Regions from separate parts of the Homo sapiens genome. Here region 2 is linked to region 1. Evidence: read pairs that join two places in POLR2A ChIA-PET (ENCODE). Cell type or tissue: PC-3. All regions are shown on one strand. Links, peaks and the distances in the headings refer to the core of each region. The heading gives the core; the rest is flanking DNA.

The links. Peaks named below come from ENCODE experiments on the same cell type or tissue, not always from the same donor. Only the 100,000 strongest peaks of a DNase experiment are listed, where the experiment ranks them.
Region 2: POLR2A ChIA-PET joins it to region 1 with 9 read pairs; 1 of 35 experiments calls an interaction of 5 or more read pairs at or near these places.

The regions. Positions count from the first base shown.
Region 1 is chr12:25,678,467-25,687,030 of GRCh38, reverse strand. No RefSeq gene overlaps it. Among named protein-coding and RNA genes, the nearest start is that of LMNTD1, 130 kb to the right of the region's middle. In PC-3, for the core only: no CTCF peak of the experiment used is centred there; a DNase peak (open chromatin) is centred at 5,250.
Region 2 is chr12:26,051,520-26,060,083 of GRCh38, reverse strand. RASSF8 (Ras association domain family member 8) reads right to left here. Exons shown (of 6, transcript NM_001394098.1): 3 at 4,638-4,848. The coding sequence starts at 4,740. Among named protein-coding and RNA genes, the nearest start is that of BHLHE41, 69 kb to the left of the region's middle. In PC-3, for the core only: a CTCF peak has its summit at 1,558 (motif pointing left); DNase peaks (open chromatin) are centred at 3,533 and 7,253; H3K4me3 peaks cover 477 bases; H3K27ac peaks cover 1,923 bases.

The DNA of each region.
Region 1 (8,564 bases), core at 415-8,414:
TAGACACAGGGTGCTGATTGGTGTATTTACAATCCTTTAGCTAGGTCTAAAAGTTCTCCAAGTCCCCACCAGATTAGCTAGATACAGAGTGCTGATTGGTGCATCCACAAACCTTCAGGTAGACACAGGGTGCTGATTGGTGCATTTACAAACCTTTAGCTAGACATAAAACTTCTCCGAGTCCCCACCAGATTAGCTAGATACAGAGTGCTGATTGGTGCATCCACAAACCCTGAGCTAGACACAGAGTGCTGATTGGTGCATATACAATCCTCTGGCTAGACATAAAAGTTCTCCAAGTCCCCACCTGACTCAGGAGCCCAGCTGGCTTGGCCTAGTAAGTCGCCTGCCAGGGCTGCGGGCAGAGCTGCCCGCCAGTCCTGCACCACGCACCTGCACTCCTTAGCCCTTGGGCAGTCGATGGGACCTGGCCAGCGGAGCAGGGGACAGCGCCCATCAGGGAGGCTCGGGCCTTGCAGGAGCCCACTGCGGGGAGTGGGGGGCTCAGGCATGGCAGGCTGCAGATCCCCGAGCCCTGACCCGCAGGGAGGCGGCTGAGGCCCGGCGAGAATTCGAGCATGGCGCAGGCAGGCCAGCAGTGCTCAGGGAGCCGGTGCCCCCTTCCGCAGCTGCTGGCCCAGGTGCTAAGCCCCTCACTGCCTGGGGCCCGCAGTGCTGGCCGGCTGGCCGCTCAGAGCCCATTTAGCTGGAAATACTGTGTAGTTATGGTGTGTAAATGGGCAAAAAGAGACTAGTTAACAAAATATTATCAGGTTATAATTTTATACATAGTAATAATTGAGTCTTTCGTTACTTTACAGATCAGTACCAATGAGAGAGATTGACTCGTTTCCTAGGCTGACCACCCATCTCAGTTTGCAGGACTTTCAGTGCTAAAATTGAGAGATAATTTACTAAAAACTGATTATTTGCAAAGATTGTCACTAACACTCAGGTACCACATCTATGTGATCTTAACACGTTTTTAAAGTTCATTCAATACATTAAAGGAAAGTTCATTACACAGATTATCGATAGTGTAGTTTTGATGTAGAGTGAAGCATTCTTGTGCATTAGATGTTAATGGTATGGTTTGGGATCTATCAGAGACACAACAAATATTTATTCTTAGCAAGTCAGAGCAGAGGGCAGTGTTGTTAATCTGATATTCACCCCTTAGTAATATAGGCCTGGCCCAAGAATACCTGTGCCAATTCTACGGCTGATAGGATGGATCCACCAGGGAGGCAGAAAGCACCAAGATTCAAGGTTGTAGCTGCCTCCAGCAAATGGGCAGCCACCAAAGTCCATGATGCAAGTCTAGAGAGATTAACAGCCTGCATCCAGTTGGCTTGTGTAGAGGAATTAAGGTGCATGCAAAAGTAATTGTGGTTTTTGCGTTGTTGGAATTTGCCATTTTATATTAGAATACATTCTTAAATAAATGTGGTTAGGTTATACATCATTTTAATGGGCATGCCTCCCTTTATGATTTTTTGCTAATGGCTTATTACTTGCTTTTTATTTTATGTTTATTTTAGACTATGGAAATAATGTTAGAGAAAAAGCAAATTCAAGCGACTTCCTTATTGGAATTCAAATGGGTCGTAAAGCAGCAGAGACAACTCTCAACATCAACAATGCATCTGGCCCAGGAACTGCTAATGAACATACAGGGCAGTGGTGGTTCAAGAAGTTTTGCAAAGGAGAGCCTTGAAGACCAGGGTAGTGACCAGTCATCGGAAGTTGACAACGACCAACTGAGAGCAATCATCAAAGCTGATCCTCTTACAGCTACAAGAGAATTTGCTGAAGAACTCAACTTCAACCATTCTATGGTCTTTTGGCATTTGAAGCAAATTGGAATGATGAAAAAGCTTGATAAGTGGGTGCCTCATGAGCTGACCTAAAAAAAAATCATCATTTTGAAGTGTCATCTTCTCTTATTCTACACAACAACAATGAACCATTTCTTGATCGGATTGTGACATGCGACGAAAAGTGGATTTTATATGACAACCAGCGATGACCAGCTTGGTGGCTGCAGTGAGAAGAAGCTCCAAAGTGCTTCCCAAAGCCAAAAAAAAAAAAAAGGTCATGGTCCCTGTTTGGTTGTCTGCTGCCCATCTGATCCACTACAGTTTTCTGAATCTTGGCAAAACCATTATATCTGGGAAATATGCTCAGCAAATTGATGAGACGCACTGAAAACTGCAACGCCTGCAGCTGGCATTGGTCAACAGAAAGGACCCAATTCCTCTCCAAGACAACGCTCGACTGCACATTGCACAACCAGCGCTTCAAAAGTTGAACTAATTGGGCTACCAAGTTTTGCCTCATCTGTCATATTCACCTGACCACTCGCCAACCAACTACCAATTCTTCAAGCATCTCGACAACTTTTTGCAGGGAAAACACTTCCAAAACCAGCAGGATGCAGAAAAATGCTTTCCAAGAGATCGTCGAATCCCAAAGCAGGGATTTTTATGCTACAGGAAAAAAGAAACTTATTTCTTATTGGCAAAAATGTGTTGATTGTAATGGTTCCTATTCTGATTAATAAAGATGTGTTTGAGCCTAGTTATAATGTTTTAAAATTCACAGTCTGAAACAACAATTACTTTTGCACCAATCTAATAGAAGGGACCTTGGCCCTGAATTGAAATGCAGAGCAAAGCTTTAGTTCTCAGGCAGCAGAGTCAGCAAGAGCAAAGGAGGGCTGGTTCTCAAAGGCAAGGCAAGTACAAGAGGCCCATTGTCAGGATGGAGACATCACAGGGGAGTGAGAGGCAGAGTGTGGACCAGCATGCTGGGGCCTTGCACCCTGATGGAGGGCAGGCAGCGAGATGTTTACCAACATAACAACAAGCCATGGACCATCTCCAAGGACATTTAGCATTACATTTTTCCTGAGTGTGACGAGATCAAGGGTCCCAAGTCCTTTAAATACTCTCTATCTGGGAAAGGTAGTACTGAACATCTATGTGGGAAGATCATCAGAACCAGACAGAGGAAGAGGGGAAGACAAGAAAAGGCAAAATGGGGTTCACTAATTGCCAAGTGCAGCATCTCCTCCTTCAGTTCCTGAGGGTTTGGGAGTTCTGAGAATGGAAGTGCAGAGAGGCCAATCCTGGAGTCACAGGAGGTTTCCACCCACTCACTCAGTGGGTTATGTATATGGAGTAAATGTAAAATATTGCATTGACACATGTCACCGTCTTCTGCTCCCCAATCTCAGTTCTGCTGGAGAACAGGTGCTGGGGGTGGGTAGGATTCCTCCTGGGACAAGGGCTTGGAGACTGTGGGACTTGGGCACAGAGCTCCATGTCACCTGACATGATGGAGGCAAATGCCAATAGGTGTTTTATCCCTAAAGGGAGAGGAAACGAAGGGACTTGACAAGGCTGTCATCCTTTCTCATCAAGTAGAATGTCTTTTACAATGAGGTCAGCAGTCTATTTATTTTCCAGTTAATGAAACGTTTGGGGTGGGGAGGAAGGAAGCTGTGCTTTGTAAAATTTCGGTGTTGGGGTTCACAGTCCTGCATATTTTTTGAACCCACATAAAAACACATCTGATTTGAAGTAGGCTGGTGTTGAAATATGATGTTGTGAACCACACCACCACACACGAAAACCTTGTGGAATAAAAGGCCTTGTAAAATTCCTGTTAAAATACTATGTTTTGTACAAGGGCATCTTATAGAACGTTTCAAATGACTGGAGGGGAATTACAGAGATTAATCATCTTATAAGCACCAATTAATGTGACTGTATGTTATTGGTGTCTCACTGGACAATCAATTTTTAAAAAGAAATAAAAATTTCTGGGAGCTACATTGCTTTGCTTCAGCTAGTGACTGTTTATTATTCCTTGGCTGAACTACTTGCTGATTTATATCCTTAAAACTGAATCCTTACAATTGTTTCCTTTATTTGGAAATCCAGTTGTAGATTTAATACTCTGCAGTCAGTTTTCTTAAAGGGAAGATCTAGAAACAAAGAAATAATAGAATTTTCCAGAATCGACTCTGTAGATTAAGTTCTAAGTGTACATTCTTTGGGCATCTACTTCCAGGTCTCCTTTCACCCCCAGGCTTCCCCTGTTACTCCAAAGTCCTGCACTGAGGTCACACTTTTTGCTACCCTTTTAAGGTAGATAATCCTGGGGTGTTACTATCTTTTTTACTCTCTTCATCTGTTTTCTCTGGACCATCTACTCAACAGCCATTGCTTCAGCTAACATCGCTAAACTGATTACTCCAAATTTATAGTTTTACCTCAGACTCTCTCTAAAGCTCTCAACTGCCTTCTTGATACCTTCCCTGAGAAGTGTCATTGGCACTGGAAATTCAACATGCCAAGACCAGACTGGTCATCATCTATTTCTCTTTTATTCCCTATTTCAGGAAATGACATCACCACCAATTGGCTGACCAGGCCAGAACTTTGTGAATTGTTTCAGACTTTGCTGTCCCTACAAAATTACCTTCCACAACAAGCAATTTTTTATAGTCCACAGTGAGGGTCTCATAAGAGGTCCTGCAAATTCCCTCCTGCCAAGTGTGGCCCCTGATCCTCCTCACACTAAAGCACCAGTGTTCTTGCAGTGCTAAAGCACTCTCTGGGTCATAGTGTCTTAGAGAAAGACCAAAGTGAAACCTTCCCCCACCTCATTTTCTCTTCTTCTTATCAAGATATGAGCTTATGAGGACAGAGGGACTTCTGAGGATAGCTACCAAACTGCATGCATAATCATTCCTCTCTTCTAACTGCAAATGTGTTTCTTGATCAAGCTGATCATTCTGACTCTTTAAAAGATGTTTTAGGCTGTCGCTTTCTCACACATGTTCAGAATGTCTGAACCACTTTGGGTTCAGGCTAGGATGTCAATCTTGGATGTAGATAAATGACAGGTGTACTTTGAGGCTCTAGGCAGCACCTGGATATCCTTGTTTACCAGGTAGGTAGCTATGATTCAGGGACTGGTTGGAAAATGATGTTTACCTGTCAAATAACAGCAGTTCAAGTAGATTTCCTCATACCAACAACGCTTTGACATCTCACATCAAAAACTCAGAAAGAGGCTCCTTTTCCAAGATGCCTGGAAGTACAGCTCTTTGCTAAGCGAAGTCATTTTAGATGCAGTTCTTTAGCGAGTTCTGCCAGAGCTCTGCCCACTAGAAGAAAGGATTATGAACACTTACTTTGTATGATGTGGTCTTGAGGCAGCAGTAATTTATCCCTAAGGCTCTGTTGAACAAGGGCTGTGTCACCCACTAAATAGGGACATGTGAAAACGTCTATTGCTCATATTGTCTGGTGATTTCACTTTGAGTCGTTGCTGCATTTCAACCAACTTTCAAGTGACTTTTTTGTTCTTCAATAACTACCCTAAATGTTACACTATTATCATAAAACAAAAGACCTGAGAATCCTTTCTGTCATTTTTGTATGAAACTAATTTAAGCTTTTCAGAAATTTGTGGCCCTTTCGTATTAACAAATACATATCATCTTCAATGCCTCAGTCATTTCACAGCCATATATTGAAATATTCAACTTAAGATATTTCTAATTAAATGAATGAAAAACTATGGATACAACTAACTAAAAATGGCTTTTCTCTGACAACTTTACTTGAATCACCATACTTTTAAACAAAGGCCATTTCATTTTTCCTCCCTGCTTCTTGTATCAAGTTTAAGAATCAATGCCAGCATCTTTTTCTTACCTTTGACCATTTCCTCCTCTTTAACTCAATATCTCTTCCTTTTGAAGTCCATGATGTCTGATTATATGACACCGCCCCACATCCTATCTCTGCCTCTGTTGGTCCTTTATCATCTCCATGTTTTTGAAGAACAAGAAGGCCATGTGCTCAGAGAATAGAGAGTGGATTATGCCGGGTAAGTTGGAGATGTTGGAGGGCTAAATCATAAGGACCTGGTGGGCTGTGTTGAGAACTTTGGTCCTTATTTTAAAAGCAGTCAGAAACCTTTTAAGGTTCTTAAAAGGGTAAAATGATACCTGATATGGTTTTTATTTTTTTGGAGACAGGGTTTCACTCTGTCTCCCAAACTGGAGTGCAGTGGTGCGATCTCAGTTCACTGCAACCTCCACCTGCCAGACTCCAGCAATCCTCCCAACTCAGCCTCCTGAGTAGCTGGGACCACAGGCACATGCCACCACACCTGGCTAATATTTGTATTTTTGGTAAAGATAGGGTTTCGCCATGTTGCCCAGGCTGGTCCTGAACTCCTGGACTCAAGTGATCCACCTGCCTCCGCCTTCTAGAATGCTGGGATTACAGGCATGCACCACTGTGCCCAGCCAAACTGATGTGATTTTTAAAAGACCACTCTAATTGTAACACAAAGTATGGATTGAGTCAGGTAGGAATGGATATGAGGGAGCAATTAGAGTTCAAGGCCGTAAACAGCTAGAGGATGACAGTGACTTTGACAAAGGTAGTAGCAGCAAAGGTGAGCAAAGTGTTCGGAGAAAAAATGGGCAGAAGTTGCAGATTATTTAGATGGGGTTCAACAAAGAGAAAGAAGAATCTAGGATGACTCCAGTGTTTCTGCAAGGAGCAACAGAGGGTGTGGTGGTGTCGTTGCCTAAGATGGACAACACAAGAATGGAGCAGCTTCTCCTGGGAGTGAGGGCTAGCTCAGATTTCCTCCCCATGAACTCTCCCAACACCTGCCTGGCAAGTTCTAACTGCTGCTACTGTTCCCAGACAGGTAAGTGTCACCATGGAAGATAATGCAGTAACTGGCTGCACTTCACATACATCATGTCCAATGCCCGCTGCTCCTCCAGGCTCTTTGGAAACGCTTTTATTGATTTCAAATTAAATCTTATTCTATTTTTTATGTTGTGTTTTTAAAATGTTTTCACTCTTCCCATACTTCCAGTCCTATCTTTCCTTCTCAGTTTTAACCAACCACTTTGCCTCTTAGTTTACTGAAAATAATAATAATAATAATAATAGAGGCCAAATGATGTGAATTTCTCAAATTCTCTTATCCCTACTTTAAAATTTTTTGGAATCTTCCATCATTCTCTTTTCTTTCCTGTGAGAGATGCGTCCTTTTCTGCCTTTTAAGCCACATTCTCTACCTGTGTTTCTGATACTGCTGTATTCCATTTTTCCAGCACATTGTTTCAGAGACCATCCCCAATTTCATATCTCATATTGAGGCAAAATAGTTTTATTCAGAACCTAGTATTAATATACTACATGTAGAAAATTTGAAACGTACAGAAAGGAGCAAAGATGAAAAAATCACCTATAATCTCATAGAGAAAATCATTTTTAATTTCTAATTATTAAAAAATTTCTCTTTCCATTGGTTCCCTGTCTCCAGCCTGAAAACATGTTTAGGTCTTCTCTTTTCTGAAGAAGACTCCCCTCAGTTTTTCTTTCCTTTCAAGCTACGAGGAGAGCTCCTTCACAGCCCCCTACTCTCCTAGCACTTTACCTAGAGAGCTTTAAGATGCTTCTGGAGTGACAAAGACTGCTCCAGGCTCTGGAGTCTGAGCTATGACAATGAGCAAGACACAGGTGAAACTATACCTGTATCTCCAGGACCTGTCCTGTTTCCTCACTGCTCCAGCTGGTTCCTTCTGGATCTGGGATTTTGCCTCATATGTGTATGTGACTGTCCCCGGCCATTACCAGCCCGCTGTGTTCCCACTCCCTGTCTGCCACATCCAATCCATTCTCATAGCTTCATTTATATTTCTGTATGGGCGATTTCAAGTTGATATCACTAGCCAAGACCTCTCACTGGAAGCCAGAAAAACATTTCCAACTGCACTCTGAATGCCTCAACAGGGTGTCTCACCAGGAAACTCAACACATCTAAAACTAACTTCATTATCTATTCTGCCAAACCTATTTCTCCTCTTGTATTTCCTGTTTCCATTAGTGGTACTATATATTTTTTTCAACCAAAGTAGAAAATGTGGCGTCATCTTTGACTCTGCATTTTCCTCAATTCAAATCAAATGCTATAATACTTTCTTAATATCATATTAATTACTTATTTGTTTCAGGCACATTGCTAAGTATACATGAGGTACATTTTTGCAATTGATTTTTCAACTACATGCTGCGTTATTCTTATTTTACAGATTAAAAAACAGAAACTTTGAGGTTCACAGCTAAGTGACAAGGTCAGTATTTGACTCAAGCCCGTTTGTTTTCAAAGCTAGTGTCTTGATATGTCTTTTCAATTTATCCTCTCCTCTCTGTTTCCATTGCTGGTGCCCTAGTTCTGGTCACTGTGGTAGAAGCTCTGTCAGCAATCCCCAGTTAGTCAAGTCACCTTATTAACTATACTCTCCCATCCTCTTTCACACTGGTCAGTGAAGTCTGGTAGGGAGTGATACGTTGGGTTTTCCTGGTTCCATCAATTTATCTGTGAGTTTGCAAAGAAACACTTGTATTTTGTTTAGAAACTAGTCTATGCAGTTGTGCTTATTATGTTACAAAATTTAATTAAGTACTATGTAAACCAATGCATATGAATGTAAATGACAGCTCTTCCTATGAAAA
Region 2 (8,564 bases), core at 238-8,237, 370 kb before region 1:
CTACTAAAAATAGCAAAAATTAGCTGGGCGTGGTGGTGGGTGCCTGTAGTCCCAGCTACTCGGGAGGCTGAGGCAGGAGAATGGTGTGAACCTGGGAGGCGGAGCTTGCAGTGAGCGGAGATCACACCACTGCACTACAGCCTGGGTGACAGAGTGAGACTCCGTCTCAAAAAAACAGTTACAGAGTACCTGTGATTTACTGGGCATTGTGCTGGTTACGTTAAAAAAATATAAACCAAAATAAGTAGAAAACACTACAAACCAGAAGATTTTGGGAGCTGTTCGTTAACACAGCATAATCTAACCCATCTTGACTGATGCATGCTATGAATTAACATGTATTAACATTCATTAAAATAATATTCTACAGATGTGGAAAATACAGAAGCTAATTAAAATAAAAAATTAGACTATTGTTATAAATATTAAAATTGCAAATGAATATGTGGAAAATTAATTCACAATACAGTAAATGAAAAATGAGACAATGAGACTCAAAACTACAAAAAGCATATGAAGAGTATAATTTTTTAAAAGCTCATCTATGGGTACACAAAAAACATTGTTTATTGCTAGGAAGTAGAATCATGAGTGATTCTCTTACCTTCTTTGTGTTTTCTAAATTTCAAGATAATCTACAATAAATAATATTACTTTATAAATGTAGAAAAGTAATCAATTTTTAAATTTCTGAAATTGATATTTTACATGTGAAGCTAAGAGTTAAATATGACAAAGTACATATTTCTTTCCTTGTCTTCTCAATGACACCAAGTATCAAAGTACCGTGGATCAGAAATCCTTTTCCTCAATCTCCTTGATTTCCTTCTCTTCCTTCTTTCCTCTCTCATCTTTTGTTAGCTGGACTTTTATTTCTGTGTTAAGCTCTAAGCTGCCTGAGGGCAGAAATACATCCTTGTCATATTTTTGGTTTGAGATAAAAGCAAATGCATTTTCTCCATTATAACTTGAGATAGATGATCTGTCAAAGGCTTTCTGTTTCACTTAGATTTGAGAAGCAGTTTAGACTCTGAAAAAAATGCATTTCTGAGATATTTTACAGGGGAAACAAAGTAGAACATTTAAATTGGGAATGTTTCAGAAAGTTCAGGGTGTACAGTGACAAACTCCGAGTGCACTCTTGCAGGACAGTTGAACCACTTCATGCCAAGAAGAGGTTTCAACTAAGGTTTCACTTTTAGTTATTCTGTCATCATTTGAGCATGTGTCCTACATCCATCACCTAAATCTAATCTGTCAAGATTGTCAGATTAGTGTAGAAAAGATTTCTTCCTATAGATTCAACATCTTTCATCAAACTATGTTGTTTCTAGCTCTTTGCTAATTCAATTTGATTGATTAGTAGCATGAAGAAAACCTTAGCTGTCATATATATATTTGCAGGTTGACAACTTGTGTGCATATTTTCATAGTAAGTCATTTTGATAGTTTCTATGGTTTCCTAAAAATAATTTTAACTATCCAGAAAAAAACCTGTAACTCCTAATCAAGAATACACTCTGTGTGTGTGTGTGTGTGTGTGTGCGCGCGCGCGTGCGCATGTGTGTAGTGCCCCCATGAGGCAAAGACGCGCACTTAAACCTAAGAAACCAGTCTACAAATTGCTTCACTATACATTCTTGACAGCCACCTGTGGTTCTGGTCATCAGTCCATGCTCTACTAATAATCTAGCTAGCCACTTACTGTGTTAGGCCTTGGAAGTTCTGGGGTTGCTTTTCAGAGCAGCAATTTTCTCTAATTAATAAACTCTCACCACAGAAATCAGGATCCACAGCTCTCGGCTACTTGCCAGTGGAGTCATCTCCAGATGAATTCTGAGTTCAATGAAGTATTTACGATACAGAAAGAGTTGTTTGGCCAAGTTTGGAGGAATATCATAAAACATTTGTATTGAAGTTGTCAACTTTTCAAAACAGCTCTTGGATTGAGTTATTGAGAAAGTAAAAATAGGAGGGCAGATTTAGTTAAAATGTGTTTTTGGCTTGTTCACAAATAAGTATACTCTGTAGTCCAAGTGGGCAAGCACATACATGGTACCTCCGGGCATTTTCCCCTTGAAATTCTGTGTAAAAAGTGTGATTATGCAAACAACCCCATAAAAGTGGGCAAAGGATATGAACAGACACTTCTCAAAAGAAGACATTTATGCAGCCAACAGACACATGAAAAAATGCTCACCATCACTGTCCATCAGAGAAATGCAAATCAAAACCACAATGAGATACCATCTCACACCAGTTGGAATGGCGATCATTAAAAAGTCAGGAAACAACAGATGCTGGAGAGGACGTGGAGAAATAGGAACATTTTTACACTGTTGGTGGGACTGTAAACTAGTTCAACCATTGTGGAAGACAGTGTGGCGATTCCTCAAGGATCTAGAACTAGAAATACCATTTGACCCAGCCATCCCATTATTGCGTATATACCCAAAGGATTATAAATCACGCTGCTATAAAGACACACGCACACGTATGTTTATTGCAGCACTATTCACAATAGCAAAGACTTGGAACCAACCCAAGTGTCCATCAATGATAGACTGGATTAAGAAAATGTGGCACATATACACCATGGAATACTATGCAGCCATAAAAAAGGATGAGTCCATGTCCTTTGTAAGGATATGGATGAAGCTGGAAACCATCATTCTGAGCAAACTATCACAAGGACAGAAAACCAAACACCACATGTTCTCACTCATAGGTGGGAACTGAACAATGAGAACACTTGGACACAGGGTGGAGAACACCACACACCGGGCCTGTTGTGGGGCGGGGGGATGGGGTAGGGATAGCATTAGGAGAAATATCCAATGTAAATGACTTAATGGGTGCAGCACACCAACATGGCACATATATACATATGTAACAAACCTGCATGTTGTGCACATGTACCCTAGAACTTAAAGTGTAATTTTAAAAAAATGGAACTTCACACACACACACACACACACACACAAAAGTGTCATTATGGACAGATGCAGCTTATAGCACTACTCAACTACCTTGACTTTTGTAAAAACTACTTTTTTTTTTCTTTTTTAGCACTGTCCATGGCTTAATTCCCAAATATAACAAGGAAAGCCAGGTTTGACAATTAATAAACGTAGTCTTCACTAAGAAAAAAAAAGCTGTATATTTTAATTCACATAAATTAAGTGAAGCTCTTAATAGTGACAATTACTAAATAAGCTCATAGAAAGAATATGAAAAAATTAAATGCCTTAATTTTCTCCTCTTTAATAATTAAACTTAAGTCTACATATATAAGATTCTCAAATGCAAAAAGAGTTTCACCGGATGTGAAAGCCCAGAATTTTCAGCATTGCTGCAATATATTCTTGTGCAATAGTGTTTAAGGAAAAATCAAAAGATGTCAATATTACCAGAAAGTCTCTGTCTTGTATAGGGCACTGTAAACCTCTAACAGTGCATCTGCCACATCACAGGTGGCACAATCATCTCTACCAAATGCTAAAGTGCCTTGGCAACAGTATGACTCATTTCAATGCTGAGCTAATTGACATGCTTCCAATATAAACTGGCGAGACATAAAATCAACTTTTGATAAGGAGCTCAAAGACAAAGAGGCCCTGAACACTTAGCATGGTGCTGGCCACACAGCTTCCTCTTAGTACATGTTTGTTAAATGAAAGACTTAAGATGCAAATATAAACTTGGACCCATATTGCTGGTTTTTCTGATGCAGGTGTTTATGCCCTCATCATTTAAGGCAACTAAATATACATAAACTATGATGAAGATAAGCTTAAAATAAATAAGAAGAAAGGGTAAAACATGGTGGGAGAATAACATGAAGCCAAGAGCTGTGCTTCATTTTCACTGTATAATAAGATTTTATTTTATTTTATTTATTGAGACCGAGTTTCGCTGTCACCCAAGCTGTAGTGCAGTGGCATGATCTTGGCTCACTGCAACCTCTGTCTCCTGGGTTGAAGCCATTCTCCTTCCTCAGCCTCCATAGTAGCTGGGATTACAGGTGCGCACCACCACGCCCGGCTAATTTTTGTAGTTTTATTAAAGACGGGTTTGACCATGTTTGCCAGGCTGGTCTCGAACTCCTGACCTCAAGTGATCTGCCTGCCTCAGCCTCCCAAAGTGCTGGGATTACAGGCGTGAGCCACCATGCCCAGCCAATCATAAGATTTTAAAAGTATACATTATCTTTCCAGTGAAGAACGATGTTATTTCATTTGTTGTATTTTCTGAAAGTATGGAGAAATAAACAATAGGTGGGATTTTTCCTAATGAGGGATTCTGGGAACTAAGAATCTAAATTCTTAATCTGGGTCTAAATTTTGGCTCATGGAAACATCTTTAGTTTCAGAAGTCACTGTTTAGGCTGAACAACAGGAGAGGAGAAGGCAGTGTAGATGTTAACTCAGGGTTAGTAAAATCTAGGGGTGTCAGAGAACAAGCATCATCACAGATGTACCTAAACACAGGCAAACTGTAATAAGTACAAGAGTGCCTGTGAGACTTATTATGGAACCAAATGAACAAAATCCCCTAGAAATCTATATTTAAAACAAACACATACAACGAAAGAAAGCACAATGTACTTTTCTCAGATACCCACAGAGTTCACTCACCTATTGCTTGAGCTAAGGCTATGACAACCTCCTGGCAAGTTGTGACTTCAGTGACTCCACAAACAATCCTCTGAACTCCATCCACCCATACTTTAAGTTCCATGGTGCACCGGCCAGTCACTCAAGGTCCCTGAGAGTGGTCATCAGGGTGTTAGGTCATGTCTCTAGCTGCAGGAACACGGAGTGGAGAAGACTAAGTCTGTGTAGTCAGCTAAAAAAGGGCAAAAAATCACTTGTAATAAAATGAATCAACATTTCTTCTAGTAAGTATGTAAGTATTACACAAAACAAATTTTAACATATCATAATCTTACTGAAGTACACAGGCTTATTTTACAGAAATGAATTAAGCAACACAAATGCAACTACAGTCACCTATCATGACAGTGTTTCATGTTACAACTATTTTTATCATAATTTTAATCATGAACTCATGCTCCATTACATTAAAAATTCCTATTTAGTTGCCAAGCCCTATTCAATATATGCGCTGTTTTTCTGTCCTGTTTTTTTTCTTTTTGGATTATTTCATTAGGATAATTTCTGAGGCAAAACTAAAGAAAAAAAGTTTGTCATTTTAGGAATTATCAATAAAATTGAACCACTTTGCAGTGTGCAGTGTTTTGCCAATACTATTAACAAATTTAAGAACAGTTGTCAAAGTATCTTACTCAGCTCACATTCCTGATTTAAAACAAACAAACAAACAAAAAAACTGCTACCTGTCTGCCTTCCTAATATTTTTTTCCCTTATTATTTCATTCTCTCTTCTCATGTATGATGTCTTGACAACTGTTTTAAATGTGTCCCTTGCCTCCCTCTCCCCACAGGACAAAGAGTGTCTTCCCGCTGAAATGCCAACACCAGGCACAGCATGAGGGCAGGTGGGTAAAAAATCTTAGTCAAAGGAAACGAATTCCTTTGACGACCAACAGTTTCCTCATGTGTGAACTGTTTATCCTTTTCTCATTTAACTGGGTTTGATAGTTTTCTTAAATTACAAGAGTTATTCAAAAAATATAAACATTAACCGTTTGTTCTACTTGCTGTGTTTACCCAGTGTTTGATTTTGTATTTGGCTGCATTATAAGCAAAGCAGAAATTTTTACTTTGTCATATAGTCAAACCAAATATTCTTTATTTCCTGTATCGATAAGAATGTTACTAGCCTGCTAAAAATGATCACAATTCTTTTTCCTGTGGGTTTAAAAAAACTCTCAACTCTTCCTATGTAAATTCTCTAATCAATCTGATTTTTTGTTTGTCCATTGTTTTGTGGTCTTCCCACGTCTTTGTTGTTAAAATTCATGAGATATAATAAACATTGATTTAATTAAGAGAACATTTGGATTTGTTTATAGGTTTACAGTGGCACTGGTATTTCAGAATTAATGGCTTATTTAAAAGCTTATTTTAAAAACACTAGAAATTTTTCTTGTAAAACAGTAGTTACTACAAACAGTGGCTTAGTCCCTTGCACATTCTTTTAAAAGACCTAAGACAGTTCTAGGCCATCTGGTCACCTGGATAGGTAAGTCAGAACACATGCAAGGGGAAGGAGAATAAACCTAATTATTTTCTCCAGAGAAGGTACACAAATCCTTTTTGTCATCCTAAAAACAAGAAAGGCCTGGCTGAACATTAATCTCCTAGCACTTTGCTTTAGCTCTCTGCATATGACACAGCATAGGTTTCATTATCCCCTGTATGAAGAAAGAAGGGGCCACCTTGGCAATGACAAGCTGATTCCATAACTGTGCTCCTCAGTTATGAGGGCCTGTGAGATGTTAAAGTTCCTGGGGATAAAGGCTTCCAAAGTTAAAGAAATGTTAAGAAAGCCAGTAAATAAAGTTAAACAAGTTCCTTTACAGCTAGACTTCTCTGAGACTTTAATAGGCTGGTGTGCACTCTAAATTTCAAAGGAGAGTTTTATATGCTGCCCAATCTAGAGAACATTTAAGAAAACAGAAAAGTTCTGACTTGTTTCCTCTTCTGCGAGGCACTCTACTTACTAAAAATAGAATATGTTTTATTCTTTCTTGGGATAAAATTAAGGTATCAAAAATGGCCTAAGATTAATATATTGCTTTATTAAATTTTTGTAAAAGCTGGATTAAAGTCTATTTAAAGTGCCTTCTTATTCATTAAAATATCTTAAACTTGGGAAATCAAGCAAGAAAGGGTACAGATCTCATTAAAGCCCCCCTGCCACCAAGAAACCCATCATTTCAAATGATTCTATAGGACTTTTTTTTTTTTCAATTGTGGAAGAAAACATAAGATCTATCCATTTAACACATTTTTAAGTACATGATACAGTATTATTAACTACAGGCATCATGTTGGACAGCAGATCTCTAGAACTTACTCATAATTGTGTAACTGAAACTTTATACCCCTTCTACAAGCAACTGCCCATTTCGCCCTGTCCGCAGCCCCCAACAACCTACATTCTATTCTGTTTCTATAAATCTGATGTTAGGTATCTCACAGACGTTTTATATTCCTTTTTAGACTTTAGCATACTGCCACATATTTTCCTATCTGAATTATCATTGTTTCACTTTGAACTTTTAGTCATATATTGAGTCATTAATTCAACATAGTATTGGAAATTCAGGCCAGGGCAATCAGGCAAGAGAAAGAAATAAAGTGTAGTCAAATGGGAGGAGAGGAAGTCAAGTTGTCTTTCTTTGCAGATGACATGATCCAATATCTGGAAAACCCCATCGTCTCAGCCCAAAATACTCCACTCTAGGAGCTGTAACCCTGATCTTTATATCAACTCCAACAGTTCTATGCCCAGCCCCAGAACCAGACTAGAGAGTAAAATGGAAGACCTACACTGTAGGTGCGTGTGGTGGATTGGTCATCGTTCAGACTAAAGACCTAGGAAGCAAAAGGACACTCCAATTGGAATTTGGAATATATTTTTCCATGGAAACAGTGATGCAGATAGAAGGCTCTACTGCAAAGGTTTTAATATAGTTCAGTTATTGTCTTCATTATGAGGTTTCCAGATGCAAATCACTATTATTTTAATAGTTTTTACAATGAAGCACTAGGCTTATTCACTAACATGCTACCAGGGAACAAGTATTCTTTAGCTAAGAACCATTTATTGTCATAATATCCTCCTGGAATTGAGCATTTGCATTTGTGGAAACATATTACCTCAAGATCAATGCTTTCTTAAAGGAATTACAGCCAATCTTCATTATTTGCAGATTCCATATTTGTGAAACCTACCTAGTTGCTAAAAATTTGTTTGTAATCCCAAAAATCACTATTTGTGGTGCTTTCAGGGTTATTTGTGGATACGCACAGGGTGTGAAAGTTTTTAGCTGACACACACGCTCCCAGCTGAGACTGAACAAGGTGACATTGCCTTTGTGTTTCAGCTCTCATACTGTCAACATGTGTCCTTTCTCAGTCTACTTGGTGCCATGTTTTTTGTGAGTTTTGTTGGTGGGATTTCACCATTTAAAATGGCCCCCAAGCATAGTGCTGAAGTGGTGTCCAGGGTTTCTGAGGCAAGAAGGCTGTGAGGTGACCCATGGGGAAAACATATATATTATGTAAACTTTGTTTAGGCATGAGTTATAGTGCTGTTGGGTGTGGGTTCAACGTTAATGAATCAGTAAGCACTCAGTTGAGTTTCTTATTCAAAGCCCACCTCCAGATAGTTTATTGACAATTATATTTTTCTCAACCATATGCAATGTTAAAGCTCTGTCTGTGACTTTGAAATAGAGACTTCTCTCATACCCAGAGGTTTTAATCAGCAGTGCATAAAACAGTACCGGAAATCTTTTGGGAGTACAATATTTTGTAGAATAACTAAAGAATAGCACTTATTTCTGAATTAACGATTTGGGTAAATTTTGGTCTGCCAATATTTATACTTATTGCATATTAAATATAAAT